Regions from separate parts of the Homo sapiens genome. Here region 2 is linked to region 1. The links are chromatin loops, found by intact Hi-C in ENCODE. Cell type or tissue: heart right ventricle. All regions are shown on one strand. Each heading gives the region's core, and the rest is flanking DNA. Links, peaks and the distances in the headings are about the cores only. Region 1 holds the start of LINC01428 (long intergenic non-protein coding RNA 1428). Region 2 has its middle 130 kb from the start of LINC01428.

What was found. Hi-C counts contacts between places; a loop is a spot of excess contacts. Peaks named below come from ENCODE experiments on the same cell type or tissue, not always from the same donor. Only the 100,000 strongest peaks of a DNase experiment are listed, where the experiment ranks them.
Region 2: a loop joins it to region 1, with 2.5 times the contacts of the local background. A loop is called at or near these places in 5 of 110 quality-filtered maps.

Annotation. Positions count from the first base shown.
Region 1 is chr20:7,249,680-7,266,281 of GRCh38, forward strand. LINC01428 (long intergenic non-protein coding RNA 1428) reads right to left here and starts at 4,523. Exons shown (of 8, transcript NR_110609.1): 1 at 4,449-4,523; 2 at 130-170. In heart right ventricle, for the core only: no CTCF peak of the experiment used is centred there; a DNase peak (open chromatin) is centred at 8,552; H3K4me3 peaks cover 1,168 bases; H3K27ac peaks cover 1,819 bases.
Region 2 is chr20:7,115,365-7,131,966 of GRCh38, forward strand. No RefSeq gene overlaps it. Among named protein-coding and RNA genes, the nearest start is that of LINC01428, 130 kb to the right of the region's middle. In heart right ventricle, for the core only: no CTCF peak of the experiment used is centred there; a DNase peak (open chromatin) is centred at 8,279; H3K27ac peaks cover 1,693 bases.

The DNA.
Region 1 (16,602 bases), core at 4,580-12,579:
GAAAACCCAAAGATTGAAAAGACTTAACAAATTTAAGGAATTACTTAGAACTGTTCTTAAATTTCAGGCTAGAATTCAGAAACTTTCCATAATTTTAAGCACATTATAAGATAGTTCTTTTTAACTTACTCTAGTACTATTTATACGCAGTTTCTTTTTTCCCTTTTCATCTGAAAAAAAGAGATAAAATGAAAGTCAAAACTGAGTTACTCTTTATAGAACTGTGGAAATAATAACTAATATTTATTACTCTTCGCTATTTGTCAATTATTATTCTAAGTGCTGCAACAGGTATTAGATCATGTAATCCTCATAATAATTTAAAGAGGTAAAAACTATTATTACTTTCATCTTAAAAAAAGTTAAGGCCAGCAAAATTAAATACATTTGGGTAAGGTCACAAAACCCATGTTCAAACCCGGAATATCCAACTTAAGATTCTATACTGCTTTACTGTAATTTCTTCACAGAAGGCACATTGAAAGCCTCAGTCAAGTGAATTTACTCAGTCAAGGGAATTAATGTTGGTTACCACTCCAAAATCTCAGATAGATACATAGATGATTGATAGGTAGATGGAAGATATAGATGATAGATAGATAGATAGATAGATGACATTAATATTTATCGAAGGCTTTCATTGCCTCCAGTATCTACATTTTCTCATTTAGTACCTCAATTGTATAGATAAGTTTTATTAGCTCCATTTAAGATGGCTTTTATTAGCCCCATTTATTTTAGCAGGAAGATGTTGGGACACAGCTACTAAGAGAAAGAGCTCAATGTTCAGTTCCTCTCACCTCATTCTAAACTGCATCGCAAGACTGCAGCAAGTGTACTAAGCCTTTGGAAACAACTGGTGTCACTGTGTAACTCTCATTTCATATGTCAGTTACATACTTGGAATCAGTAGCTTGTGTAAGACCCAAAGTCGGTTATTTTGAGACTCAAAACACTTAAATTTAGTTCAGAATGTGTTATCATTACTCTAAAGTTTTATGTTTAGTATGTCTGGTGGATGAGAGGGAGATAAAAGGGAATTTTGTCCAGGGTTCATTTCCAGTAGTAAGCTGAAGTAATGTCCGAATTATATTTATCTTGTGAGAGCCTAGGCTTGCAATAATCATTTCATTTTCGCCCTCTCCCTCACAGCAGAAGGCAATGGGACAATGGGGAAGAACATAAGCATTGAAGTTGATGGAATGAAGAAAATGTTCTGAATTGATTTTTTAAGTGAATACATTTAATTTTATTAACTTGATTATGTAAGGCCACCATTACATTAGTCATACATGTAGCCTATTTATGTGCATAAAAAATTCTCTGATAAATATTTAATGCCAGCTGACAGAGTGCCTCAAGGATTCAAGGAAAGAAAAGAAATATTTCAACTACTTAAAAGAAAATATTCTATCTCTATTATCCTTTCTTGTCTTTCCATTGAACACATTGAACCTCTCTTTCTTTTTCTGTTTTCAGTTCTCTTCCCCACTGATCATAATTCAATAGCCTAATTGAGTCCTGGCCTCTTGGCAACAAGAATTAGTTCTCTCAATTCTCTTTATAAATGATTACATTTCTGTTTTTCTCTCTTCCTAAAGACTGAGTTCTTAAGACTTAACTGTGTCTATTTATTTATTCTATGTTTTGGCAGTGCCTACTGTATGTCAAACACTAAATTTGCTAACAAGGAAGGTCAAAACACCTGCCTTCAAAGAGCTGAGTAGAGGAAGAAGATAGGAAGATGACATAAATAAAACAATGTCAAAATCTATTAAAATTTTGCCATTTTTGTTACTGAAGTGTAGGAGAGAGAAAGACCATCTATATGGGAAGATCAGAAAAGGCATAGGAAAAGAGGTGGTCCTTAAGTTAAATATAAAGGAATTTACTGTACCAAGCATACAAGGAAGGGGAGGGTATTCCAGACAGTCATAGTGAATGAGAAATGTCTTTTAGGGATAGATCTTCTTTTCCAAAAATCATAATTTGACTTCAAATATGCATGTAAGGAGGAGCTACACAACTTTAAATATGCATTTGGAGAGACTGTTTCTGTAGTACTATTACAGTATAAGTATGCTGACTATAAAATACTTACAATCAGCTCTTAATCTTCAGTTTAAGGAGAGATTGAATAGTACTAATGAATTAAGTCTACTTTGTTTATTACTGCATAGATCTCTTTTTTTCTCACCTTCTAAAGTGACTATTAACTGAAGTACTCAGCTTTTCAATTATGTCTGTATTGAGACAATGCTTTAATTACTATCTCAATCTATTTGTTAAATATGTGACAGGTAGCTTCTTATTGTTATACTAGTTTATTTTTGCATCCATTCCTATATTAGAAGCATCTTATCAGGAGAAAACATGCACAATACCTCCTTCTATTCTACACAAGGCCTTGGTTAGCTTATTTTAATCAAACATTTCCATTTAACTTGATACATACAATTTAAGAAAGAAGAAGGAAAGGTAAGCAAATTAGTGTTTATTGAGGACTTACTAGGTACCAGAGAGGCAGGCTAACTAAGCTACATTTAAATGGATGAAGCAGCGTGTAACATGGGATTTGGAGATGTACAAGTTGGTGTCAAGTCTTGTCTAGGAATTCTCTTCACCTCTTGAGGCCTCAGATTTCAAATGTATAAAATGGGGATATGATAGTGTCTGATTTATGAGATTATGGCAAAGATCAAGGGAACCTATGTTACGGTACCTACATAAAGAAGATGTGCCTAAAAGCAAAATGGTGTTAATTCATAAACAGTTGTATCAGTCTACTATTTTCTCAACAATGCTACATAACAAAACAGACAAACTTAGTGGCTTTCCACAATGAACACGAATTTTCTTTTCATTGGCTTTCCACAATGAAAATTGGCTTTCCACAATGAACACGAATTTTTTCAGGCCAGCAGGGAGTCTGCAAATTGCAGGCCGAGTTTGACTCAGAGTTTTGCTCAGAGCTATAGGCTGGGTATAGATCTGCCATGACTATTTCTCATCTTCCTTATCCCGGTCAGTGGCTTCTCATGGCAGAAGACAGAGCGGGAGAGCAAGCCTAAATGTATAGCACAATTCAAGCATCTGTTTAAGTCACATCTACGAACATCCATGGACCAACAGCTGAGCTGAAAGTCAAGCATGGGCATAAGGAAAAAAAAGCATATATTTGCTAAGAAATTATTCAATCTGCCATAATGTTGGCTTATTAATCAGTTTTTAAAATTTGAACGTATAATCAAAGTTATCTATAATAATGAATCACTTGAGTAGCTTTATAAAAAACTATAAAATTAACTATACAATTTGAAAGTAGCCTTAAAAAAGGAGGGCTCAAATAATCTATAACTGATTATGAAATCATACAAAGTTGAACAATTAATGTCAAAAGATACACAAATGATTATATAATGAATAGTATATCCAATAAATAACTCACCATCTAAACCTTTATGTGTCAGGCTACATGAGAAACTTCTTAACTGTGTGTTTTGGAAAATCAGAAAGAGCAGAAAACATGTACTCAGTTTTCTGTGTGGTTATTAGAGGCCAATTGTTTTTCCATTTTTTCATTTAATATTCACAAGTTTATTGAGCCCTTTTGTATCAATTAGCTTTACCCAGGCATTTATTCATTCTCTCAAAGAGAAATTTATAAGGTGCCTACTGTATGCCAAGCTCTGTGTTAGTTATTGGAGAAACAACCGTTGACTTTAAACATCTTTCCAAATTGGAAACTTTTATTTCAGAGTATAAAATATAATTGATTTTTTAAATTCCACAAAGCCATGAAGGGCAAAGAACTTAGTTTGGAAAAGGTTGCCTACGACCTTGAACATGCCGCATGCCTACATACTTACTAAGTTTCCAGGAGTACATCAAATGAGATCAAATGAGCAATCCTAGGTAGACATCAAAGGCTTCAATTGTGTGCTTAAAGAGCAAGCCTTTCTTACATTTTGGGTACACAGACTTTTTAATTGGGTTTTTAATGAGATATTTCACTGGTTGAGAATTATTCCAATTTTTTTGCTGCTAGTGAAAAAAGTTAATCAGCAGATATTTGTTAATTTTGAGGCCTTGTTCTCTTTTTTTGTTTGTTTTAGGTTTTGTTTTTGAGACGGAGTCCTGCTCTGTTGCCCAGGCTGGAGTGCAGTGGCACGATCTCAGCTCACTGTATGTAGCCTCTGCTTCCTGGGTTCAAGCAATTCTCCTGCCCCAGCCTCCCGAGTAGCTGGGACTACAGACATGCACCACCATGCCCAGGTAATTTTTTTTGTATTTTTAGTAGAGATGGGGTTTCACCATGTTGGCCAAGCTGGTCTTGATCTCCTGACCTCATGATCCGCCCGCCTCAGCCTCCCAAAGTGCTGGGATTACAGGCGTGAGCCACTGCGCCCAGCCGAGGCCTTGTTCTCTTCTGAAGCATTTCCACATACCTCACATTGAGTCTAGAGTCACTACACTTAGACATTCTGCAAACTGAGGGGGTTAAGAGTGGAATTCTGTTTCTGCTTTTCAGGATTATGGGCTGTGTGTAAAGACAATAAGGGTGATTCCGCTCCAAGTTATAGCACATTCTAAATTCTAAAGATGTTATGTGAGAGACTCAGTCCAACATGGCAAAGACACATAGAATTAAAGCATTGCTCCACTAAGTTCAAATTTAATGATTTCAATAACCACACTGAGATGCTTTCTACTAGTTTCTTTTTTTCCTTTTAAAGAGTTCGATACAGTTTCAGCTTTCTAGTGACAATTAGTGAAGGCACGGAAGTTGGCATCTTACCTCTAAGCCCTCTGTTGGTTTTTGTCTTAGCATCAACCTCTGAGCTACCTTTCAGAGAGAAAAGAATTGATACAGAGCATCTTTTGGAACTGTGATTAATGGTGTACCTTCATTATCCATCATTTTACCACCTTGAACCCACAACCTGGCTTTAATTGTACCCTATAAGAACACACCTCATGCTACAATTCTGCAAGTTTTACCAAAAAAGGACTATATTTCTGCTCTAATTACCATCACAACAGCTCCCATTATGGTTTGACCCTAGTAATTTAGTTATATTTATGCTGCTACAATGCACCAAATAGATAATAATGAATACTGATGCAGACTAAGGTTGAAGCAAACTATAATTATACAGACCTAATGAAGTTACCAGAAAAGGCAGTATATAAAAAAACATGCTCAGATAAAGAAAACACACACACACACACGCACAGAGAGAGAGAGATTATTTCTCATGCCCCAAGTTCTGCATTATACTTAGAAATTCCTGGATACTTGACATGTGCTGTTCATGTTCCTTTCTTGCTTTCTGGTCTGTGATTTCTGGACTTACAGGTCACATTCCAAGCTTTCATCTTTCATTTCTAAGTGTCTACCTTTATTTTTCAAATAAAGACAAACAGCTGTATTACTTATAGAGTAAATCAAATGGGACACTTATTCGGCAATCCTCTTTCATGTTAAACATGCTAAATTAAAATTTTAAAATCAAGGGGTTTGTTCAAGATGTTGGCAATTAAATCTATCAAATGAGCCCATGGCTGGAGCTCCTCAAAATAACAGCTAACAAAGTTACTGCACCTGTAAAATAAAGTCATAGCCAGTTAGCAGCTCAGGACAAAGTTGAACCAGAAATTGGTTTTGTGCAAGTTGATTAACAAGTAGTGTATAGAAGGAAAAAAACAAAGGAAGGGTTTGGCTATCAAGTGTTGACAATAGAGGTCCTCCTCTGGAAAGACTTAGATAAACTTTGGGAATCAGTGAGACAAGGCTAAAGAATCTTGCTCCTCCAAGTATTCAGAGGGACCTGAACACACTGTTTAGCTCATTGACAAACAGAGATAAGACAGAAAAAATGCATTCAACTGCCTCATTATTTCATACGAATTTGTGATAATTATCATGGCACTTTTGCTGATTTTCATTTGTTCCTAAGTAACCATCTGATAGAAATGGGAAAGCCAGAAAATGTGCAGATTCCCTGGAATGGCTATGACTCTGAGAAGGAAGGAGATCCCTTGGGATTCCTGTTTCACCTGGTTCTTATCCACTCTAATCTCTTGTAAACATGAAGAGCAGTCATTCTTATCTTACTCCACATAGGATAACTTCTATAGTTATCAATTTCTAAGAAGGATGACATTGTTAATACAGAGCCAAGTCCTTGTAGTAAAAACCCCCCTAATGGTTTAGGGGTCATGTTAAATTATCTGTGACTATTAAGGTTCAACTGGCTTAAATTCTAAAATGTCCTTCTAAATAGATTTCTCTCATTCTCCTCATTGTTGAATAGCTCTCAACTATTTCATGCCCCAGTAGGCCCACATTCCTATTTGAAGTGCATATCTGGGTAGCAGATTAAGAGAAAAAGGATAGAGGCAAAGTTTAAATTTGCCAAAAAGATTTTTTTTAATTTGACAATTTTTCCCCATGTCTCCTCATCAGTCCATAACTAGAAATAAATCCTGGCCAAACTGCATTTGTATGCTCCCTAATGTCTTTCATATCCATATCACTTGCTCTCTGTTATCTGTATACTTTTTTGATCTATCAACTGTCTTTCTCTACACCAGGTGAGTTAGTTAGCCACAAAAGGATCCAGCTATTCATCTGGCAGTCATCTAAGTATTCAGTATTAAGAGGTGGAGCTGCTGTCTTTTGCTTCACCTACTATACTCTTTTCTATCTCTGTAATTAGATTTCCTGATGAAAGTGAAGTTGCAGTGGGGACAGATGTTCTTAAAATTAAAAAGAAAAAAAAAGGTTGAGGACCAGAGAAAGCACATAAACATGGGGATGGTTTACGTTATTAAAAATGAAGATCATGTGCTTTGGATTTCATACACGTTTCTGATTAAAATAAACTAAAATAAACCTCTGACTCCAACAAAACTTCATTTTCTTGCAGGGATAAGAGAAAAGAAGTGGGCATGAGAGAGACGTGTCCCATTACACTTAGTGAATATTCTCTACAGCTACTTAAAGGAGGATCAGGGATTCTTCAGTAAAATTTTTCTGCTGAACTCTTCAAGTAGTTATAGCAAAGAGAAGTCTTCAACTAGAGAAGGTTGAGAAGTGTCAGTTCTTTCTTTCTTCTAATGCTCTGATCCAAATAGGATGAGTTTATCTTCAATCAGATTCTGATTGCTGTGCCATAAATAAAATAAAATACAATATAATGAAATAAAGTAAAAAAAAATGAAGCAGAATAAAAGTCCTCTTATGATCTTCCTATCACAACATACAGATCTTAAGTATCAATCTTCTTCACCTGTACACATTGGTCCCATCCATCAATTTTATCATGGAGTTGGCTTAAAAATGAGGATACATCTTGTCCTTCACTACACATGATGGATTCCAGATGTTCAGATTAAATAATGGTGCTCCCCTGTAGACATAATGGACCATAGCAGCAATGTAACTAAGCAAAATGAGCAAACCAGGCCCTGCAAATGATCTTAATTATTTCAACTATGAGGGACAGAAAAGCACTGGGTAATACAACAAATAGCCCTTTGAAAGAGCAAAAAAAAAAAAAGGCCTGGTAATTTACATTTAAGTCAAACCTGCTCCCTGCAAAGTATAATGTGTGTAATAATTCAGGAAGAAATCTAGCACTATACCATTTTCATAATTAGTATTCTATGTCAAGTCTCTAGCAGCAAGTAGCATATAAATCACGATGTTAATATTGGTCTGCTTTTCAATTTATTTAATGATATTCTACAGTCAAAGATTTATTGCTAAAAATACGAATGTGCTTTTACATCATTCAAGATGTATCTGTGCTTCCAGCATTTGAAAAGGCAGCTACAAATGTCAGAATTTAGGTAAGTCAGATTTATACAGCACACACACACACACACACACACACACACACGCACACACACACACAGAGAGTGACGTATGGAAACAAGTCTATATCTTTATTTGTACTTTCCATGATTAAGAGAAAGTACAGATTATATTCTACTTGGTATAATATTACTTAAATACAATCTTCCAGGCCTGGGAAAATGAAGTAAAATTGAAGTTCATGTCAAGCTGGCCAAAAGGTGAGTTCTACCCCAGAAATCTTTTGTGGTTGTCTACTAAGCCATAAATTAATCTGTCCGAATCATTGACACTCATCCACAAAGCACAGGTGGTAGTCTCCTTTCATACACACCAAAGAGAGCTAGTTAAAAATAAATTGTGCTGCCATTAAAAACATGCCAAAATAATATTTTTCCCATCTGCTAAGTCCAGCCCCAGTGGTAAGTGAACTAACAGGTTTCTACACTCACACTTGATGAACAGGCACCACAGCAATTAATTAACATTAAAACAACAAGAGTCAATTGGATTTCTCCCTTTTAGACATTTGTTAAAGCCAAAAGCAGAATACATACCCTGTGTAACATTCAGCCTTGTGGGTCTTCAGATGTGGCTGCTCTAAAGCCCATTTTTATCTAAATATTTACAACAAAGTTGGTCTGCTGAACAGCCGTATCAAGGGGGACTCTATGTCCCAGGTTCCACGCTGCCAAAGCCATGACCCACAGACTCCTCACAGCTTGGCTTGCCTCATTCTCCTGATACCCACACTACAAACAAGGACTATCCAAGGGCAAAGTCTATTTTTTGCATTCAACCAGTTAGTTAAAAATAAACTTTACAGTTTCCTTCCCATTAAAAAATATATGCCAGGCAAATATAAATATATTAAGATGTTGCTATGAAGGGCATTAGAAAATCCAAAAAGAGATGAGTCTTGGCTCTGAAAAGCCATTAATAATCTTTAATCTCATCACAAGTGCCTAGGAGAATGTTAAACCTTTATAGAAATTAATTGGTTTATGGTTTAAGAAGTTTGAATAAATAATTTAGAGAATAGGAAATCTAGCAAAGATAATGCTCCAAAAAGGCCAGGAAAATGTTAGTAGTACATCCTTTCCAACTTCCAAGGGAGATATAACTCTACTATTTAAGTTGTTCAAAACTCTGAGAAATAAGTTAACTCCTAAAAGTATTTTTAAAAGCCAGCATAACACTGAGTCTTCATGACTTCTAAAGTGGAAAAATATCAAAATCAGGGCATTAGAGACAGTGGATAAAAACAAATACATTGATTCCTCTCTGTGTTTATAGCTCTTCATTTTGAGTTGCGTCTCAGCAGGTAAATCTATATGCAGAGGGAAGAAAGAGTATACATGCAAATAGCATGCCTATGGGCCATGACAAAAAGAGACCCAAGTTCCTGTTCAATTAAGTTGTTGTGTCCTGAGTTTGCTCTGGTAACCCATCCCAGGGAGGCCAGGAACTGGCAGAAAGAGGTTTCTATGTTTTATCTCCCTTCTCTTGCCATACGTTCCGTTCCCTTCTCCTTTTTCCCTCTCCTTCGTTTCTTCCTTCTGCATTCTTTTTCTTCCTTCTCTAAGCCTTTGCTGGGATGCTACTAAATAAGATTGATCCGATAAGGAGAACAACTCCCACCTATTCCCTTATGCCAAGTCTTTGGAATGGGGTAATTTGTTGAGTGGAGGCTCAACCCAGAGGAGTTGCTTTCAGCAGATCGTCAATTGCCATTGTGAATACAGTCCCATACAATCATATGCATATTTGAGACCCACTCAGATACCAAAATCCATGAATGCTCAAGTCCCTTTTATAAAACGGGGTAACATTTGCCTATAACTTACCCATATCCTCCTATATATTTTAAATTGTCTCTAGATTACTTCTGATAACAAGTACAATGTAAATGCTATGTGATTAGTTATACTGTATTGTTTTCTATTTGTACTATTTTTAATTGTTGTTTTATTTTTATTAATGTTTCTTGCTGAATATTTTTGATCTGCTGTTGATTGAATCTGCAAATGCACAACCAGGGATATGGAGGGCTGACTCTATACCTTAAATCATGTACATCAATCAATCAATCTATCTATCTCCATTTAAATCCAGTATATTTTAATTAATTCCATGAATATCTATGGCAGATTTCCAAAGACAGCTGCAATAACATCTCCAGTGCCACACATTCTTCCAGAGCCTTGCCTTTCCTCCATCAAGAGAGGATGTCTAATTATCCCCTTGAATCTGTGATTTACTGCTAACCAATAGAATACAGCAGAGGTAACACTGAGTGACTTTTAATTCTAGATCATAAAAGGTGTTGCAACTAGGATACTTGCTTTTGGAGACCACATAAGAACCCTGACCTCCCCAAGACTACCAGGTAAAGAGGCCACATATAGTAGGCACTCTTATTAACAGCCCCAGCTGAACCTCAGCCAATTGTCATGACCAACTGTCAGCCAGGTAAGAGAGCCTTCTCAAACATCCTACCTAGTGGAGCTTCCAGATGGCTGCAGTCCCAGGTAACATCTACTGCAACCGTATGTGAGACCCTGAGCTAAAGTTGCCTACTTAAGATAATCCCAAATTCATGATCTACAAAACCATGAGCATGTCTTAAGTCCCCAAGCTTTGGGATAATTTGTTACTCAGCAATGGTAACTGGAACAGCCTTAATATTTCAAGGGATGACTTCTCATTAGAGTTCATTGGCATAAAGCATATACAGCTTGGACAAAATTGTACAGGACAACTTAAATATAATTATATTTTATATGAGTAAAGTTTTAGGTTTTGTATTCAAAGCATCTTCAACAACATCAAAGATACATATGCATGATAGCTATTTTTCCTACTTTCTTTTTTTCTTTCCTTTTTCTTTTTTTAAAGACAAGAACTTCCTCTGTGGCCCAGGCTGGAATGTAGTGGCATGATCTTGGCTCACTGCAGTCTCTAACTCCTGGGCTCAAGCAATCCTTCCACCTTAGCCTCCTGAGTAGCTGGGACTACAGGTGTGAGCCACCACACCCATACATTTCCTATTTTCAATTCAGCTCCACTTGTCTTTTTATGGAGGAAACATTGTTTCTTATCCCCACAATACTCCTTATACAGTGTGATTAATATCTTCTGACCTCCAGTCAAGTCATCCTTCTATCTGAACTGGCCATATTGGTCGCTGAGAAAACACAAGGAAGGAAGGAGATGAAAGTACAAGAAAGGTGAAGAATTTGGGTGTTACTTGAGAATGCCTCAGTTTTCATTTTAAGTAACTACCAAAAATAACTTTGGTAGTTTATATTATCTAACATATTTTTATAACAAATATCTATTTTTTCTAGGTTAATATTTATTTTATGAATAGGAATGTTTCTTTTTTTTTAATTATACTTTAGGTTTTAGGGTACATGTATACAACATGCAGGTTAGTTACATATGTATACCTGTGCCATGTTGGTGTGCTGCACCCATTAACTCCTCATTTAACATTAGGTATATCTCCTAATGCTATCCCTTCCCCCTCCCCCACACCACAACAGGCCCCGGTGTATGATATTCCCCTTCCTGTGTCCATGTGTTCTCATTGTTCAATTCCCACCTATGAGTGAGAACATGTGGTGTTTGGTTTTTTGTCCTTGCGATAGTTTGCTGAGAATGATGGTTTCCAGCTTCATCCATGTCCCTACAAAGGACATGAACTCATCATTTTTATGGCTGCATAGTATTCCATGGTGTATATGTGCCACATTTTCTTAATCCAGTCTATCACTGTTGGACATTTGGGTTGGTTCCAAGTCTTTGCTATTGTGAATAGTGCCGCAATAAACATATGTGTGCATGTGTCTTTATAGCAGCATGAATTATAATCCTTTGGGTATATACCCAGTAATGGGATGGCTGGGTCAAATGGTATTTCTAGTTCTAGATCCCTGAGCAATCGCCACACTGACTTCCACAATGGTTGAACGAGTTTACAGTCCCACCAACAGCGTGAAAGTGTTCCTATTTCTCCACATCCTCTCCAGCACCTGTTGTTTCCTGACTTTTTAATGATTGCCATTCTAACTGGTGTGACATGGTATCTCATTGTGGTTTTGATTTGCATTTCTCTGATGGCCAGTGATGATGACAATTTTTTCATGTGTCTTTTGGCTGCATAAATGTCTTCTTTTGAGAAGTGTCTGTTCATATCCTTTGCCCACTTTTTGATGGGATTGTTTGTTTTTTTCTTGTAAATTTGTTTAAGTTCATCATAGATTCTGGATATTAGCCCTTTGTCAGATGAGTAGATTGCAAAAATTTTCTCCATTCTGTAGGTTACCTGTTCACTCTGATGGTAGTTTCTCTTGCTGTGCAGAAGCTCTTTAGTTTAATTAGATCCCATTTGTCAATTTCGGCTTTTGTTGCCATTGCTTTTGGTGTTTTAGACATGAAGTCCTTGCCCATGCCTATGTCCTGAATGGTATTGCCTAGGTTTTCTTCTAGGGTTTTTATGGTTTTAGGTCTAACACTTAAGTCTTTAATCCATCTTGAATTAATTTTTGTATAAGGTGTAAGGAAGGGATCCAGTTTCAGCTTTCTACATATGACTAGCCAGTTTTCCCAGCACCATTTATTAAATAGGAAATCCTTTCCCCATTTCTTGTTTTTGTCAGGTTTGTCAAAGATCAGATAGTTGTAGATACGTGGCATTATTTCTGAGGGCTCTGTTCTGTATAACAAATATGTATAAGTTCAATAAGTATACTATTGGTTTTCTAAAGTGTACAATTTGCTTTTTTAAAAAATGTTTTATTTAGAATGTTATTCACACATTAATCTAAATCCCATCTTTTTGGCAAATAACTTTGAGTATCTTTAGACAATTTTTGAATACCTGAGTTTCTTTCTCTCTCTGTCTATATATATATATAATATATATATACTTTTATTTATTTATTTATTTATTTATTTAATTTTATTTTTTTTGAGACAGAGTCTCGCTTTGTCACCAGGCTAGAGTGCAGTGGTGCAATCTCGGCTCACTGCAACCTCCGTCTCCCAGATTCAAGCGGTTCTCCTGCCTCAGCCTCCTCCCCAGTAGCTGGGACTACAGGCTCGCCTCACCATGCCCAGGTAATTTTTGTATTTTTAGTAGAGATGAAGTTTCACCATCTTGGCCAGGATGGTCTCGATCTCTTGGCCTCGAGATCCACCCACCTCAGCCTCCCAAAGTACTGGGATTACAGGCATGAGCCACCATGCCCTGCCATATATGGACTTTTTAACTGATTGTCTCAGTATATGGTCTTGAATACAGGAAAATAATTGCATTAACTTTTGAGTTTGTTATTTTATTAGCTATAAGCTGTGAAGTAATCTATGATTCAGCTTGCTTTTACTTCTCTGCCCTTGTAGGGGGATGATCTAGCTGATGACAACCTGGCAGATTTATGTCTAGGGAGAATCAGTCCCACCCTGTGTGGGTGTTGGCTTAAATGGCTCTAGTCCCTCTGGTGCAAAGAGGTCCTGTCACCTCAGCAAGCAAGGAGGACAAGTTGGAGCCAGCTAACATCCGTCAGGAACTCCACGGCCAAAGGCATGATGTGGAGGGAAGAACTGAGTTCACTGTCAACTATACTAAATTGAAGGGAAAAATAATGTAAGTTAGGTCATCAACTTGGTCCCAATCTTAAGGAGAAAATTGCTGGTGGTAAAATAGCACCAGACTCTGTCCTTTAGTTGTGAAGTCACGTTAGCATATCTATGCTAATGTCAGTTACTATAGCAAGGCTGGCATGCATATTGTTCTGATTTGGCATAATAGGTGGGGTAAAAATTGCATTTACCCATTGAAAACTTTGATGGAGACTTCCTAAGGAAAGTGACCAGAGCCAGAGGATCCAGAGTCTAACTCAGACCCTCAGTCATTTTACACTTTTGATTTATTTTTTTTCCAATGGAAACAATTTCCACTTTTTTTCCAATGAAAAATAAGAGATTTTAAAGGACATTCTGAGTCCCAAAAAACATCTTCATTCTTTTGGAATGCTTTTGAACATACAAGGTACTAACTTGCAAATTAAACAGATGATTTTTAGATTGGAGTCTTAACTACCCTTAAGCTAACAAATTCATAGGCGGAAAAGAAGATACTCTTTTGTACAGCTAACGTCTCTTGCAAAACAATGCTTTCTTGAGTTCAGTGCAAATCCATTAGAAACATAAACATTAAACTGCCCCTTAAATACATATGTGTTCATATGGGAGAGGTGTTGATGTATATTTAGCCTTTTATCAAAACCCTTAATATTAGAAAAAGAGGTATATATTTGAGAAAATCAAAATCGATGTTGTAGTCACATTTTCAGACAAATGTGATGTATAGTGTGAACATTGCAATATGTTTGGTATGTATTTCTACAGCTGGATTTGCCTTGAGTTCAGAAAGGAGGTAGCTAATGGACTGATGGTGTTTGACAAGTTATGGTTTAGGGTGTAATAATGTTTAGGCTTGAGAATTCTTATCGACCTTCTGAAATGCTGTACTTTTTAATTTGGAAGAGTTAAACATGTATTTTAATATCAACAAAAACAATGTGTATATATAATATGTCTCTTTATCTAATCTACCTATTAATATCTAGATATCTGATTGAATGGCAAGACATCCTCATGTTAATGAAGGGAAGGCCTAGTGAATTAGCTAAGGTGAGGAGTCCTTCCCCTGCAGGAAAGAGTATATTTGCAAAGACAGGTCAGGTCTGAGTCACAATTTTTGGGTTAGTGGCAAGCTGATGAAGTCAATCCAGCTTCATGTTCTCCTGACTAATGCAAGATTTGGGTCAGAGTCCAGGCCCTGCCTCTATGGAGAGAACAGGCAAGGGCAGGCAAAGTAGTGTGAACAGAGACCTAATTTAAGCTCAAATCCTTTGTCGTTCAACAAAAGAGTGAGGGGATTTTATGTTAGAGTTGGGGTGAAAAATAGAAGCAACCAATTTTCTTGCAGTAAATGCAATCGAAACCATTTCTGAAGTTTCCATGAACTTAGGAGATCTCTTTAATTTGTACAGCAACCTCTGGATTTGCTGCTTTTGGTTAGAAAGGTTGGAAGATTCTGCAAACTTTGTGGTAGGTCACCTAAGCCAGTGCTTTTCAAAGTTCTATGTGCACATAAATGCTTGAGGATTTTGTTGAAGTTTCTGATTCAGTTGGTGTGGATTAGGTCCCATGGATTTTCCTTTCTCCCAGGTGAAACTGATGCTGCTAATCTGGAGATCACCCTACGAGCAGCAAGGACACCAGTAATTCTGTCTGCATATTTTAATCACATTGGGAGGGCTGCCCGATTTCAGCATTATCTGTTGCTCATCTGAAATTTCAGATGAGCAACAAATAATTTTTTAAATATAAGTATGCCCAATGCAAATATTTGGGATATATTTGTAATAAAAAATATTTTTGTCTATCTGAAATTCGAAGACATTGGCGTCTTCCATTTTACCTGGAAGCCCTACGTGAGGAATATGTTAAAATAGCTAAATCTTGAATTACTGCCCGAGATATTCAAATTTAATTAGTCTGGGTTTCAGCCTGAGCATAAGTACTTTACAAAATACCCCCGGAGTTTTAATGAGCAATTGAGAGCCACTGATTAAAACTCAACCCATATTAAACAGGTGAGGAAACTGAAGTCCAAGGTGTCATAGAAGATAGTGGTAAAATGGGGATGAAAATTTAGGATTTTCCGGTACTCTTTGTCCTCTACCCCCTCCATCTTGACTGTTAAACAGTAGAAAACATGTTTCTCCTTTTGAAGCTTAAGGGGTAGCCTCCTTTGAGAACTCTATTTGCTCTTAGGTCTCTGAAGTTGGGGGTCATCTCCCCTAATGTAAGTCACTCCATTAAATTCTGTAGTTCTCACCCTAGAAAGCGTTAGAGATCTGCCTTTTATGAATCTTACTCATGAATGCTTTAAAGTTCATTTATCCTAATTGTTAACTCCATATCTGGGAGCTTTAAAAAACACTAATGTCTGGATGCCACCCTCAGAGATTCTGATACAATTGGTCTGGGGTGCAGCATAAGCACTGGAATTTTTGGAAAGCTTCCCGAGTGATTCTAATGCTCAGGCAGAGAAGAACAGTACTGCTTTCTCAGACTCTTTAAATGCAGTGGACCTGGGGCCTGTAACTCTAAAGTTGTCTGTAAGTGGCGGGTCCAGCTGAGCCCATCGCAGATGTGTGTAAATCAGCAACTTCAAAGGCTGGAAATGCTGAGCTTGACTGCAGGGTAAACCTGGAATGCCTCATATGTTATTCTTTCAAGACTTGTCAAAGCATTTGAATCAGTTCTAATTAAAAAACACATAGTTTCCTTAGATTCCAGAGTCTTAAAATACCTATATGAGCCGTGTATGTATTTCCACTGGTTCTAGGATATCCTGTTTCTCTGATGGAATGAAGAATAAATAGTTATTTTACAAAAATAAAAAATAAAAAAAGAGAGGTAGGAGATGGGGAGGTGGGGAAAAAGCGAGCATTTGCTTATTCTGAGCTTTCTAACTAGCAGTTTCAAGGTGCTAGGAAACCCACCCTAACCCTCACTCTTTCCAAGTGATCTTGTACCTTTTCCCATTCATTTGAAGAAAGTAGAGCAGGTTCCTGCTTTAGAAACAACTGCGTATCAGGCCTTTTGTGAAGAAGAAAGATTTCTTAGCAAAAGTATTTTGGCAGGAACTACGACAACTAGTG
Region 2 (16,602 bases), core at 3,954-11,953, 130 kb before region 1:
GCATTTGTGTTGTAAATACGGGATGGGCTGTGAAACGAAATTATTATATGGTTGTTTATATTAACCTAGCCAAACACAAACCTGAATTTTTTTAACCCAGACATAATATTGAGAAGTACTACTTGGATGACTTAAACTATATTTTTAGCTACTCGTGCTATTGTTAATGTGAAAAATATAAAACTAAATTATAGGTCCCCCTATTTTCATTATGGGACAATTTTACAGCTGTCAAAAAGTTGTATTTCACACTTCCCACATTCACAAGGCTACATTCGTACAACAGTTTATAAGTTTTTTTTTTTTTTTGGCTTTTTCCTCAGTAGCTGAAAAGTTGATATAGTAATGATTTTGTTGCAAGGTTGTCAAAGTAAATAGGCCACACCAAGCATAGACAAGGAATCTTAAATCTCAGAAAAAGACGAAATTTAGTTTATAACCAAGAATGGTAAATAGAGGAGTTGTGGATGGAATTTCCATATTATGCCCAAACCTCTTGAAAGTCAAATGTTTCAACTTTTCATCCCATTTTTTTTGCTCTGGAACTGCTACAGAGGAGTCCATTTGACTGACAGGGGTTCCATGCTTTTTTGTGTCTTCTGCCCTGTCTTATATGGAAGTGCCAATAAGCAGAGAACCAATGGTAAGATCCAAGGTCACACAGCAGGCTGAGGAATAGATGAGGCCGTTGCAAACCTGGTTAAACTTTCAATAAGACCAGCAGCTCACATAGTTTAGAGAAGATTGATTGTGAAAACTTAGTAGAACATGACAAAATTTTTTTTTTTTTTTTTTTTTTTTTTTAGAGTCTTTTTTTTTTTTTTTTTTTTATTATACTCTAAGTTTTAGGGTACATGTGCACATTGTGCAGGCTAGTTACATATGTATACATGTGCCATGCTGGTGCGCTGCACCCACTAATGTGTCATCTAGCATTAGGTATATCTCCCAATGCTATCCCTCCCCCCTCCCCCGACCCCACCACAGTCCCCAGAGTGTGATATTCCCCTTCCTGTGTCCATGTGATCTCATTGTTCAATTCCCACCTATGAGTGAGAATATGCGGTGTTTGGTTTTTTGTTCTTGCGATAGTTTACTGAGAATGATGGTTTCCAATTTCATCCATGTCCCTACAAAGGATATGAACTCATCATTTTTTATGGCTGCATAGTATTCCATGGTGTATATGTGCCACATTTTCTTAATCCAGTCTATCATTGTTGGACAGTTGGGTTGGTTCCAAGTCTTTGCTATTGTGAATAGTGCCGCAATAAACATACGTGTGCATGTGTCTTTATAGCAGCATGATTTATAGTCCTTTGGGTATATACCCAGTAATGGGATGGCTGGGTCAAATGGTATTTCTAGTTCTAGATCCCTGAGGAATCGCCACACTGACTTCCACAATGGTTGAACTAGTTTACAGTCCCACCAACAGTGTACAAGTGTTCCTATTTCTCCGCATCCTCTCCAGCACCTGTTGTTTCCTGACTTTTTAATGATTGCCATTCTAACTGGTGTGAGATGATATCTCATAGTGGTTTTGATTTGCATTTCTCTGATGGCCAGTGATGATGAGCATTTCTTCATGTGTTTTTTGGCTGCATAAATGTCTTCTTTTGAGAAGTGTCTGTTCATGTCCTTCGCCCACTTTTTGATGGGGTTGTTTGTTTTTTTCTTGTAAATTTGTTTGAGTTCATTGTAGATTCTGGATATTAGCCCTTTGTCAGATGAGTAGGTTGCGAAAATTTTCTCCCATGTTGTAGGTTGCCTGTTCACTCTGATGGTAGTTTCTTTTGCTGTGCAGAAGCTCTTTAGTTTAATTAGATCCCATTTGTCAATTTTGTCTTTTGTTGCCATTGCTTTTGGTGTTTTGGACATGAAGTCCTTGCCCACGCCTATGTCCTGAATGGTAATGCCTAGGTTTTCTTCTAGGGTTTTTATGGTTTTAGGTTTAACGTTTAAATCTTTAATCCATCTTGAATTGATTTTTGTATAAGGTGTAAGGAAGGGATCGAGTTTCAGCTTTCTACATATGGCTAGCCAGTTTTCCCAGCACCATTTATTCAATAGGGAATCCTTTCCCCATTGCTTGTTTTTCTCAGGTTTGTCAAAGATCAGATAGTTGTAGATATGTGGCATTATTTCTGAGGGCTCTGTTCTGTTCCATTGATCTATATCTCTGTTTTGGTACCAGTACCATGCTGTTTTGGTTACTGTAGCCTTGTAGTATAGTTTGAAGTCAGGTAGTGTGATGCCTCCAGCTTTGTTCTTTTGGCTTAGGATTGACTTGGCAATGCGGGCTCTTTTTTGGTTCCATATGAACTTTAAAGTAGTTTTTTCCAATTCTGTGAAGAAAGTCATTGGTAGCTTGATGGGGATGGCATTGAATCTGTAAATTACCTTGGGCAGTATGGCCATTTTCACGATATTGATTCTTCCTACCCATGAGCATGGAATGTTCTTCCATTTGTTTGTGTCCTCTTTTATTTCCTTGAGCAGTGGTTTGTAGTTCTCCTTGAAGAGGTCCTTCACATCCCTTGTAAGTTGGATTCCTAGGTATTTTATTCTCTTTGAAGCAATTGTGAATGGGAGTTCACCCATGATTTGGCTCTCTGTTTGTCTGTTGTTGTTGTATAAGAATGCTTGTGATTTTTGTACATTGATTTTGTATCCTGAGACTTTGCTGAAGTTGCTTATCAGCTTAAGGAGATTTTGGGCTGAGACGATGGGGTTTTCTAGATAAACAATCATGTCGTCTGCAAACAGGGACAATTTGACTTCCTCTTTTCCTAATTGAATACCCTTTATTTCCTTCTCCTGCCTGATTGCCCTGGCCAGAACTTCCAACACTATGTTGAATAGGAGTGGTGAGAGAGGGCATCCCTGTCTTGTGCCAGTTTTCAAAGGGAATGCTTCCAGTTTTTGCCCATTCAGTATGATATTGGCTGTGGGTTTGTCATAGATAGCTCTTATTATTTTGAGATACATCCCATCAATACCTAATTTATTGAGAGTTTTTAGCATGAAGGGTTGTTGAATTTTGTCAAAGGCTTTTTCTGCATCTATTGAGATAATCACGTGGTTTTTGTCTTTGGCTCTGTTTATATGCTGGATTACATTTATTGATTTGCGTATATTGAACCAGCCTTGCATCCCAGGGATGAAGCCCACTTGATCATGGTGGATAAGCTTTTTGATGTGCTGCTGGATTCGGTTTGCCAGTATTTTATTGAGGATTTTTGCATCAATGTTCATCAAGGATATTGGTCTAAAATTCTCTTTTTTGGTTGTGTCTCTGCCCGGCTTTGGTATCAGAATGATGCTGGCCTCATAAAATGAGTTAGGGAGGATTCCCTCTTTTTCTATTGATTGGAATAGTTTCAGAAGGAATGGTACCAGTTCCTCCTTGTACCTCTGGTAGAATTCGGCTGTGAATCCATCTGGTCCTGGACTCTTTTTGGTTGGTAAACTATTGATTATTGCCACAATTTCAGAGCCTGTTATTGGTCTATTCAGAGATTCAACTTCTTCCTGGTTTAGTCTTGGGAGAGTGTATGTGTCGAGGAATGTATCCATTTCTTCTAGATTTTCTAGTTTATTTGCGTAGAGGTGTTTGTAGTATTCTCTGATGGTAGTTTGTATTTCTGTGGGATCGGTGGTGATATCCCCTTTATCATTTTTTATTGTGTCTATTTGATTCTTCTCTCTTTTTTTCTTTATTAGTCTTGCTAGCGGTCTATCAATTTTGTTGATCCTTTCAAAAAACCAGCTCCTAGATTCATTGATTTTTTGAAGGGTTTTTTGTGTCTCTATTTCCTTCAGTTCTGCTCTGATTTTAGTTATTTCTTGCCTTCTGCTAGCTTTTGAATGTGTTTGCTCTTGCTTTTCTAGTTCTTTTAATTGTGATGTTAGGGTGTCAATTTTGGATCTTTCCTGCTTTCTCTTGTAGGCATTTAGTGCTATAAATTTCCCTCTACACACTGCTTTGAATGCGTCCCAGAGATTCTGGTATGTTGTGTCTTTGTTCTCGTTGGTTTCAAAGAACATCTTTATTTCTGCCTTCATTTCGTTATGTACCCAGTAGTCATTCAGGAGCAGGTTGTTCAGTTTCCATGTAGTTGAGCGGCTTTGAGTGAGATTCTTAATCCTGAGTTCTAGTTTGATTGCACTGTGGTCTGAGAGATAGTTTGTTATAATTTCTGTTCTTTTACATTTGCTGAGGAGAGCTTTACTTCCAACTATGTGGTCAATTTTGGAATAGGTGTGGTGTGGTGCTGAAAAAAATGTATATTCTGTTGATTTGGGGTGGAGAGTTCTGTAGATGTCTATTAGGTCTGTTTGGTGCAGAGCTGAGTTCAATTCCTGGGTATCCTTGTTGACTTTCTGTCTCGTTGATCTGTCTAATATTGACAGTGGGGTGTTAAAGTCTCCCATTATTAATGTGTGGGAGTCTAAGTCTCTTTGTAGGTCACTCAGGACTTGCTTTATGAATCTGGGTGCTCCTGTATTGGGTGCATAAATATTTAGGATAGTTAGCTCCTCTTGTTGAATTGATCCCTTTACCATTATGTAATGGCCTTCTTTGTCTCTTTTGATCTTTGTTGGTTTAAAGTCTGTTTTATCAGAGACTAGGATTGCAACCCCTGCCTTTTTTTGTTTTCCATTTGCTTGGTAGATCTTCCTCCATCCTTTTATTTTGAGCCTATGTGTGTCTCTGCACGTGAGATGGGTTTCCTGAATACAGCACACTGATGGGTCTTGACTCTTTATCCAACTTGCCAGTCTGTGTCTTTTAATTGGAGAATTTAGTCCATTTACATTTAAAGTTAATATTGTTATGTGTGAATTTGATCCTGTCATTATGATGTTAGCTGGTGATTTTGCTCGTTAGTTGATGCAGTTTCTTCCTAGTCTCGATGGTCTTTACATTTTGGCATGATTTTGCAGCGGCTGGTACCGGTTGTTCCTTTCCATGTTTAGCGCTTCCTTCAGGAGCTCTTTTAGGGCAGGCCTGGTGGTGACAAAATCTCTCAGCATTTGCCTGTCTGTAAAGGATTTTATTTCTCCTTCACTTATGAAGCTTAGTTTGGCTGGATATGAAATTCTGGGTTGAAAATTCTTTTCTTTAAGAATGTTGAATATTGGCCCCCACTCTCTTCTGGCTTGTAGGGTTTCTGCCGAGAGATCCGCTGTTAGTCTGATGGGCTTCCCTTTGAGGGTAACCCGACCTTTCTCTCTGGCTGCCCTTAACATTTTTTCCTTCATTTCAACTTTGGTGAATCTGACAATTATGTGTCTTGGAGTTGCTCTTCTCGAGGAGTATCTTTGTGGCGTTCTCTGTATTTCCTGAATCTGAACGTTGGCCTGCCTTGCTAGATTGGGGAAGTTCTCCTGGATAATATCCTGCAGAGTGTTTTCCAACTTGGTTCCATTCTCCACATCACTTTCAGGTACACCAATCAGACGTAGATTTGGCCTTTTCACATAGTCCCATATTTCTTGGAGGCTTTGCTCATTTCTTTTTATTCTTTTTTCTCTAAACTTCCCTTCTCGCTTCATTTCATTCATTTCATCTTCCATTGCTGATACCCTTTCTTCCAGTTGATCGCATCGGCTCCTGAGGCTTCTGCATTCTTCACGTAGTTCTCGAGCCTTGGTTTTCAGCTCCATCAGCTCCTTTAAGCACTTCTCTGTATTGGTTATTCTAGTTATACATTCTTCTAAATTTTTTTCAAAGTTTTCAACTTCTTTGCCTTTGGTTTGAATGTCCTCCCGTAGCTCAGAGTAATTTGATCGTCTGAAGCCTTCTTCTCTCAGCTCGTCAAAATCATTCTCCATCCAGCTTTGTTCTGTTGCTGGTGAGGAACTGCGTTCCTTTGGAGGAGGAGAGGCGCTCTGCGTTTTAGAGTTTCCAGTTTTTCTGTTCTGTTTTTTCCCCATCTTTGTGGTTTTATCTACTTTTGGTCTTTGATGATGGTGATGTACAGATGGGTTTTTGGTGTGGATGTCCTTTCTGGTTGTTAGTTTTCCTTCTAACAGACAGGACCCTCAGCTGCAGGTCTGTTGGAATACCCTGCCGTGTGACCCTGCTGGGGGGTGCCTCCCAGTTAGGCTGCTCGGGGGTCAGGGGTCAGGGACCCACTTGAGGAGGCAGTCTGCCCGTTCTCAGATCTCCAGCTGCGTGCTGGGAGAACCACTGCTCTCTTCAAAGCTGTCAGACAGGGACACTTAAGTCTGCAGAGGTTACTGCTGCCTTTTTGTTTGTCTGTGCCCTGCCCCCAGAGGTGGAGCCTACAGAGGCAGGCAGGCCTCCTTGAGCTGTGGTGGGCTCCACCCAGTTCGAGCTTCCCGGCTGCTTTGTTTACCTAAGCAAGCCTGGGCAATGGCGGGCGCCCCTCCCCCAGCCTCGTTGCCGCCTTGCAGTTTGATCTCAGACTGCTGTGCTAGCAATCAGCGAGATTCCGTGGGCATAGGACCCTCTGAGCCAGGTGTGGGATATAGTCTCGTGGTGCGCCGTTTTTTAAGCCGGTCTGAAAAGCGCAATATTCGGGTGGGAGTGACCCGATTTTCCAGGTGCGTCCGTCACCCCTTTCTTTGACTCGGAAAGGGAACTCCCTGACCCCTTGCGCTTCCCAAGTGAGGCAATGCCTCGCCCTGCTTCGGCTCGCGCACAGTGCGCACACACACTGGCCTGCGCCCACTGTCTGGCACTCCCTAGTGAGATGAACCCGGTACCTCAGATGGAAATGCAGAAATCACCCGTCTTCTGCGTCGCTCACGCTGGGAGCTGTAGACCGGAGCTGTTCCTATTCGGCCATCTTGGCTCCTCCTCGACAAAATTTTTAAATGAATAAAATTCTCTAGTATAATATTAAAAATGTAATATCATTCACAGTTCAAACAAAACCACATCTCCATAGCGTAGAAACCATGAGAAAGTTTCTAACAGTAATACTGAAATATCCTTGCTTTTTTTAAAATTGTACTTGCATTTAACAACAGAAGGTTTTAGGATGTACTTCTTATAAACTATCTTTGTGTATGAGCACCATCAATTAATTTTACCCATAGGAAGAAATAATCATCATAAATTTCCAAGCTGACACAGGCTGAGGCTCAGATCAGGTGAGGTGTCGTCATGAATGTCCTTCCTCTTCTCCTTCTAAATATAAGCCATGTTTGTTTCCCACAAAGAACATGGTGGCTTGGCAAGAAGGATTCCCATTGGTCTAATAAAACAAAAACTAACTTATATTTAATTTCTATGCCTTTTTCACACTCTGAGAGTGCTAGGCCAGGCCTCTTCAAGCCCTTTTCACAAAGGAAAGCAGAGTGGTTAGTAAAAAGAAAAAATAAATAAATAAAAACTATACCTGCTTTGCCTTGGGTTCAAAGACTAAGTACAGGCTTCATCTCTGGGGTGGAGGGTGGAATTCTCATGACAGCACTGGGTATGTCCTTTGTTTTCTCTGTTCACTCGCAGTCCTTTTAATGTTCTCGTTAAATGTTATTAACAAGCTTTTACAAAGCACAACTACGAAATTCCAGGGAGAGTCAAGTGGCAGAGTGAACAGCAAGTGGAATGTAAGACAACCAAAGTAACTAAATTTGGACATCCTCAGCTCAATGAAATTGCCAATGGCAAATAAGAATTGGGGGTAGGAAGATTTGTTTTTGAGTGTGACATAAAGACTGTAAAAAGATTAGGACCACCAATTGCCACACATTTATCTATACCATAATAATTCTCACACCAGAGTGAGGTGTATATGTGTTAGAAATAGGGGATACACATATGTCCATAGAACTAAAGGTAGCAACTCTAAGAAAAAGCATCAAAACAAGCAAATGAATAAAAACAGTCATGTAAGACAAGGGGTTAGCAATAGGCATCATAGATAACTAAACCCAATGACAAATTATTCACTGGTGGAATTATGCTAATTTTGTTGTTTTCTAGATAACTCCATGTGGCATTACAGGAATATTTTCTTCTAGATCCCTTGGTTCTATCAGTTCTTCCACCTAAGTCTAGAGCTTCCTAATCTCTGAAAGGGACATTGTCCCTCTCTATCAAATAGCAGCTTCATGCACATTTGCAGTTTATTTTCTGAAAGTAAGGGTCAGTATGAATCAAGCAATGCAGACCTGAGACTCACTTTCCTACCTAAGTGAAGCTGATTACTCAGTGACCTGTTCACAACTTTTGGGCAACTTAGAGTTCTGGAGTCAATCAGTCCCTGGAGCTATCTCCATGGAGCTGAATAACCGCTGTCTCGGCCTGCCAAAAGGTTTTTCAGCTCAGTGCTATTCTTGAATGACACTCTGTCATTATGCTATATTTAGGTCATGAAAGTTGTAATTAGCTTTGTTCTGCTGCACACTGATCCAGCCTCACATGCAATATAAAAGGTAATAAAATAAGTAGGAAGATATAAAAACCTAAATAAGCCTCCTATGCAGGAAATTTCATCATTACAAAACTGATGAAAGATCCAAAGAAAGGGAGACTCTATGGCTTCAAAACCTGGCAAAGAAGTCTGTTAGCAGAAGCAATCAAAGAAGCTAGGCTTGTGTATGGCCAACTTGCAACAGAATTTTTAATTAACCCCCTCATTACAGCCCCACCCTGTCCCCTGCTCTTCCCCACCGAGGTGACTGTTCTGTAATTTGATTACATTTGGTGGAAGCTCCTTTTCTCATAGGACATCTCACATCCCTTTTAGGAGCCAGCTCTGCCTAATAAACGGACTTTTAGAATTATACTATTTAGTATCCGTACATTATCCCTTATGGTTATTGCCTGGACCTGAGCCATCTGTTTTCAATGACACACAGTATTCTGTGTTTGCAGGAATGGGTGCTGCTTATGAGAGAGGAGCTGGAAGGAGGGCAAAAGAACATGAAATCCACAGTCAGTACCAAAATAACCACAACTAGCTGATATGGCCGCTTTCATTCTCCAACCTGGTTATAATCTCCTTGAAGGTGACAACTATTGTCTCTCACAAGTTTTAAACATGAGCCTAGTGTAGGTTATTAATAAATGCTTATTGAGTCATCGAGGGGATGCACTTAGGAAAAACAACATGCTTTCCCAAGACCCAAGTTAAACATTTTTCATCTAATCTTTATTTAACTATTGACAATAATTTTCCTTTTTGATGTAATGTATGACTTCAGGGAGCCCTTGATATTTCCCAGTTTTATTCAATGAATAAAAATTCAAAGAAAAAGAACAAATGGAGAAACATAGGAATTATTTTCAAAAAGAAAATTATATATTTTATTTTATTTTATTTTTTTATTTTTTTATTTTTTATTATACTTTAAGTTTTAGGGTACATGTGCACATTGTGCAGGTTAGTTACATATGTATACATGTGCCATGCTGGTGCGCTGCACCCACTAACTCGTCATCTAGCATTAGGTATATCTCCCAATGCTATCCCTCCCCCCTCCCCCCACCCCACCACAGTCCCCAGAGTGTGATATTCCCCTTCCTGTGTCCATGTGATCTCATTGTTCAATTCCCACCTATGAGTGAGAATATGCGGTGTTTGGTTTTTTGTTCTTGCGATAGTTTACTGAGAATGATGATTTCCAATTTCATCCATGTCCCTACAAAGGACATGAACTCATCATTTTTTATGGCTGCATAGTATTCCATGGTGTATATGTGCCACATTTTCTTAATCCAGTCTATCATTGTTGGACATTTGGGTTGGTTCCAAGTCTTTGCTATTGTGAATAATGCCGCAATAAACATACGTGTGCATGTGTCTTTATAGCAGCATGATTTATAGTCATTTGGGTATATACCCAGTAATGGGATGGCTGGGTCAAATGGTATTTCTAGTTCTAGATCCCTGAGGAGTCGCCACACTGACTTCCACAATGGTTGAACTAGTTTACAGTCCCACTAACAGTGTAAAAGGGTTCCTATTTCTCCACATCCTCTCCAGCACCTGTTGAAAAAGAAAATTATATATTTTATATATCCAGAATTAGAAAGAGAGAAGAGAAAACAAAAAGTGGTTCAAAGTCAAGTAGAGAAAGTCTATTGATGAGTTGGAATATGATAGAATATGAACTTGAGGGAGTAAATGTGGTGCTTGTTATGTTGTCTCCAGGGGTGGGCTAAGAGTGTTATTTCTTTTATTCTGTGGGTTATGGGAGATAAGGTGGAAGGTGAAGGGTCCCTCATCTAACTTAAAGAAGAGTCCAAAGAATAAAAAGGGCAAATGGTATCATGCAGATAAGAGGATGGAATTTAGATACCAGGTAGATACAGAAATGTTCTCTCTGTTCTTTTCCAGCACTGGGTTTGAATGTGGTAACATGAACTAGATGCAAGGGAGCATGTAAAACAATAATTCAAGCAATACCTTATATTCTCACTCTGTTGCCTAAGTTAGAATGCAGTGGGAAGATCTCAGCTCACTGCAACCTCCACTCCCAGGTGCAAGCAATCCTCCTGCCTCAGCCTTCTGACTAGCTGCAATTACAGGCGCATGCCACCATGCCCAGCTAATTTTTTGTATTTTTAGTAGAGATGTGAGTTCGCCATCTTGGCCAGGCTGTTCTTGAACTCCTGACCTCAAGTGATCCGCTGACCTCGGCCTCCCAAAGTGCTGGGATTATAGGTGTAAACCATTGCACCTGGCCGTGATAACTTTTAACAATTTATCTAAATATTTTTGCATTGATCTTCATATTCAATCTGCACAGCTCTTCGAAGTTCATTTTACAGCTGAGTGAACTGAGAAAAGTCAAGCAGCTTGATTGACCAAGTTCTCAGCTGGTTAAAAGCAGAGGCCAGGAGCAGTGGCTCATACCTGCAATCCCAGAAATTTGGGAGGCTGAGAAAAGACACTTGCTTGAGCTCAGGAGTTCAAGACCAGCCTGGGCAACACAACAAGACCCAGTCTCTATGAAAAAAAAAAAAAAATTAGTCCGGTCCAGCAGGTGGGGTTGAAGTGGGAGGATCTCTTTACCTCAGGAGTTCAAGGATGCAGTGAACTAGGATTGCTATGGGCTGCGCTCCAACTTGGATGACACAGCAAGACCCTGTCTCAAAAACAAAACAAAACAAAACAAAAGCCAAGATTCAAGATTCAAACCTAGATCTGTCTCTCAGTGTAATGCTCATTTAAGTCCTTTACTCCATGGCCTGAAAAGAGCTTCAACAGCCTTGAAGGGAAATTAGACATCAAGAAGGTTTACAATTTCCAATAAGATTCATAAAGAAAATAGTTGTCATCCAAGGCTGCAATTTTATCTGCATTTTTATGACTACAGTGTCCCAAATCCCAATGCTATCAATATTCCATTTCTAGTCAGTTTCCATTTCTTCATCAGTGTCAAGAGGCAAAAATACTGATTCCCCTTTTGCCACTGATTAGAAAGCATGGTGTTCAGGGCTGACAAAGTAATGATAAAAAGAACTCAAGGACCTTGAGTGATTAAGGGTGAAGTTAAGACATCGGATGTTGTCTTCTCATTTTTCTGATGACCAGTAACAATTATGCTGTTGTTTGTAAGAGAGGATGTAGAAAGTTCCGTTGTGAATTTCTTCATGCTTAGTGAGTGGGCTTACGTTGTTATAATAAATACGTGTTTTTAGGTGGGGGGAGATTTCAGATTGTATTTTTTTCTCAACATTGCATTTTTTACATTTTAGACATTGAATTATGATTCAGCTTATAAGGAGAAGAGAATTAAAAAATAGGGTATGTGAAAGGTTTAATAACACTTCTTTTATCCAGTTTAGTCTTGAATTTTAAGTTTATGAACTTTTAAATCAATATGCAATTGTTTTAAATGTAAAAATGTATTTTAGGCCATAGCATTAAATGAAAAGTTCAGCTATAAATGTTATTCATAACAAATGACATTTTTTCATCACTGTGGACTTCATTTGAAGGATTTGACATTTTACAGTAGTTGACAGAAAATGGAAAAAACACAAGCTTTTTTTTTTTTCTCTCTCTCTCTCTCTCTGCTTTAATAATTCTATCCTGGCCCGACATAGGTACTTTTGCCCCCTCAAAATTTTCAAAATTGTTTTTGCTGTTGTGATAAGACCAAAGTTATTGAGTTTGAGACTGGAAGGAATTTTCTTTAGGAAAATGTGGGAGGTGTGATTGGAAGGAAAATGGGTTTGAGGAGAGCGGGAGCACTTGCAGTGCTGTTTCCTGGACAAGGTGTCCACCCAACTCACTTTATACCAATCTCAATAAGAAAAAGACAATCCAGCCACACTGTGTCACCCCAAATCAGATTTCAACTTTGCACATTTTTTTCTTAAAAGGGTTAAAAAAGTTGTTTTTAGGAGGACACACTCATGCACATAAAACTACTGAACACTTTCTGCTAAAATCTAAAAAAAAAAACTTTTAAAATGGGAGAGGTGCATATTAAAATGTGAGAGGAAAGTCTCATTATCAGGCCTCTAACAAATAAAATGAGCCTTGAGATTAAATATTGTTATAATCATTATGAACATTAGCTTTCCTTTTCTCTCCACCCCTTTTTTGTGTGTCACACAAATTCTCACAGGTGGTTCTAATTAGACATAAATAGTGACAGTGGCCAGTTTGACAAATCCAGATTCCGGCCAAGAGTAATGGAAAAAAGTCTCAGCTTGCCTTCTTAAAAAACGGAATCTATATTGAGACAGTTCAAGGAAATGATGCCTCTGGTGAGATGTAAAAACCATAGCTCAAGCCCCTTTGTGCATTCTCCCTTTAGGGAGTCAAAGCAGCATAAAACACCTAACGGCATGTTCCTCCCTGCCCATATTAAATTCCAGGTTTCTCAAAGAAAGCTTGTATTCGTCTACCTAAGACAAACTTTGACCACCTTGGCATCTGATAGGAAGAAAACCCAAAAACCAAAAAACAAAAGAAAGCAAGCCATGTATGCTATCTCTATTGTCTTGTAATTTTAATCCTTTTATATGGAATAGTTGAATGGGTATTTGATAATTCTGTCAAGTCACTTCCTAAATACTTCACTGTTTTTATAAAAACTTTTATCACCTTTAGTTTAGTAGGGCAATACAGAAAAAGGATAAGTCTTTTTAAAGAAACTTTCCAAAAATCAATAGGTTAGTAAAACGTGGATTGTTCAGCATGCATGTTCCAGGATAACAGCCTTTCTTCCTAGTCATGTTCTCTTTCTTGTTATTTCACACCAGTGTCCTATGAAGCCAACACACTCATCCTTGGATAAGAAATGTCTATAAAAATTTATACAGGTATTTAATGGACATGCTGAGTAATTTTTAGATCTCCTTAAGCAGCGCCGTTGCATATAATTGGGTCACTGCCCTAGGACACTCAGCCAGTGGGATCAGTGAAGGTTAAAATCCAGCCCATGTGTCTTTCACAAAGCCTTATCCCCTTCCTAGCAAGGGACTGCATCTGCCTGGAAGAAGTGACAAGTTTTCTAATTTGCAGAGACTGGGTTTTCTGCATCCTATAAGTCGTTTTTGCAAACCTAACCAAAAAGGGAAAAAAAAGGATTATTTACTAATGTAATAATTTACTTATTTTTGCCTTCTCTTTAAATATCTGAACATATGAAGAACCTTAACACTTAAATTTTTTTCCAGAAATATGATAAGGCACAATATATCAGCCACTGTTATTTGACTTTCTGGTTTCTTAAGCATATACACTCAAGCTCATTGAGACATGATATCCTTGGCTGACCAATTCAATGCATATTGACATTGATAGATAGCTTAAAAATTGGGGGAGAGGACAGAAATAAATATCCAGGGAAGACCATATGTACCTCCTTCCATATATTTCATAAATATGCTGTTAACTAAATTTTTAGAGTGGCTGGCAATGGTCCATTTCCACTTTTGTATACCTGTTTCTAAGACGCATGGTAAAATATCAAAAGTCTAAGCAAATAGTCTTTACAACTCTACCCTTTATGAAACCTGTCTTCAGTTCTTACATTTAGTATATTATTACCACAATTATTATTACCATTATTTTATCTCTCATCCAAACCTGTTCTTGAATTCAGAGTACTTACAACAATGCCTGGATATTATCTTGAAAGATATATTTCTCCTGAGTCAACAAGTTTAAAAGTATGAAGAAGAGCAAATCAAAACAAATAGAGCGAACAGTTTATAAACAGCATATACTTGTGAATTTTATTTTTTAGAAGTTCAACTAGATCTCCAGTGACTATCCCTTGAAGTTATTTTCAGCACTTGTTTTTTGCAGATGTAAAATATTTTTTCATATCAATGCAAAAATGACTTCTTTTTATTGATGGTTAGATTTCTAATGAGGCTGATCTACAGCAAAAGACCTGGATTGTCAGTCCTAGCCTTTTAACTAATAGTGACAAAATAGATATTCTTGTTCTATTGCATTGGGGAATTCCTTTGATCTTAGTAGGGATCCAGGGATAATAAGAGGTGTTCTAGAGAAAAATATCAGTCCCAGCAAGTTAAAAATATTATCCATTTTGCTCACATCATCACCAATCCAAGGAATAACTAGAGCCCTGGAGGAGTTATAGAAGATTCTAGCAGCTTATCTACCAAAGCTTTTCCTCTTCAGGGGTGGTGGTGTTTTATATATAGAACAAATTATCCTGGGATATTGGCAGGCTTTAAATAATATTTTAGGTGAGGCTCGAGATTGGATGCTTCCAGAAAAGAATCATTCTGAGCAAACTTGGTTCTTAGCTCCAATCTACCTCATGAGGCTGTGAGAGGTCTGTAATGCACTCCAGAAGAAATTTTAGACGCTGATTGTTCCATCCCACTTGTTTCACCCAGACCCACCCTTCACAAATGAGAGAAAGTTTCAAGCAGCTGATTTTAGAATAAGAAATTTCAACTAGGGGTCTCGGGGAGAGATGTTTTATCCATTCATAATTAAGGCACTTGGGCCATATGTTTTTCTTTCCACTTTGTCACCTCCTCTCTCTTTCTGTGTGGTTTTCTCTGATTGTTACTTTCTTTGTTGTTGTTGTTGCTGTCTTCTGTCTCTAGTTAGTGGCAGCAGCTAGAAAAGCTCCCCACCCATGTGGGAGCCTTTTTCTCCACCGAGAGCTTTGGATAAAGGTCCACCTTGCTCTTCCAACTTGCAGGATACCTGCTGGTCTAACAAGATAGACTGTTCCTACTCAAACACCCCAATTGCCCCAGCTGCAATTCATATCCATTCTTTTATCTGTGAAGTTATCTACTAGTGTCTACATTGGTTGGCCTTAAAGTCTTATATGCAACTTTTAATCAGAGCAGTTCAGCTCTCTTTGCTCTCCTCCTAATCACTGCCCTTTGGTGCCTCTTTTTTCTTGTTGACTTTCCTATTGTCTCAATCAAGGTGGTGAGGAGGGGGCTTTGATCTGGCAAGATAATCCTAGACCTATTCTAGGTTTTACTTCAATAGTTGTACAGATCATTTTTTTCTTTTGTAAATTAATCATAAATTCCCTTCTTCAATTTTGGCATGGGCTCACCTGAATGAAATACTATAAACTTCACCTACTTTTTTTCTTTTAAAATGTAACAAAAGACTTTTTACAATAAATTACTATAGATAATAAAAAGAAAAGCACAGTTAACAAGAAGGGATCCCCAAGCACAATAATTAATTTTTTTTCTCTTGCTGGGTGATGAGAAAGTGAAAATTTTTAGGTGTGACTAGCTTTGGACCCTGAATAAGTCTGTCTTATCTGTGTCCCATTTTTCCACTTTATAATCTTAGTGATTGGTGATGGTCGTCTCAAAGATCTCTTCCAGTCCTAACACGATAATGGAATTCTAGATTTTAAGTGTGTTCATTTATTTGAATTTATCTCAAAAGGTGAGGTCATATAGATATTTCAATATAAACATTTTGCTGTGACTGATAGCAGCGACTTTTAAAATGCCTGTAAACATTTCCACTGATCAGGTGATCCCCATAGTGAAAAACAAAATCCACCGAATTGGAAAGGTAGGGGAAGTCAGTGCTCTCCCTATCCTAGGAGTCTCATAGTCTCATTAGCAGAGAGGTGATGAGTGGATATTTGGCTGATGATGCCAAACATCATTACACTTAGTGGAGTTAACTTGTCAGGGCTTAGTATAAGGGAAGTAGAGGAATGAATCTGCAATCTGTTATGTTTATACAGTGTATTCATTCACGGCGAGGTGTATTCCTCAGAATTTAGCTGATTACTAGGCTGACTTCCAGGTTGCATGCCTAATGCCGGGGGCCCGACCCCTGTCAATGCTGGAAATGATTTGGGATGTACGTTTTCAGGTATCATATTCAATGAATAACTGCATATGCAGATCCAGGAGCTACTACAATGTCCTCATTCCATAATGGAAAACCCCTGCTCCCAAATGGGCAGGGAAGGACCAGGACTTGGGAGAGCAGGGTTCTGAGCATTATCTGAGGACTGGTGGTGACAGACGCCAGGCACACACTCCCTCCGGGTCATTGCTCTTCCTCTGCTAGATGTAGACAAGCTTCATTCTCTCCTTCTCTTCCATTACCTCTGCCTCTTGTCTTGTCACTGACCCAAAGTCACAACCAGAATTTTAAGCCTACTAGAAAATGGGGGAAA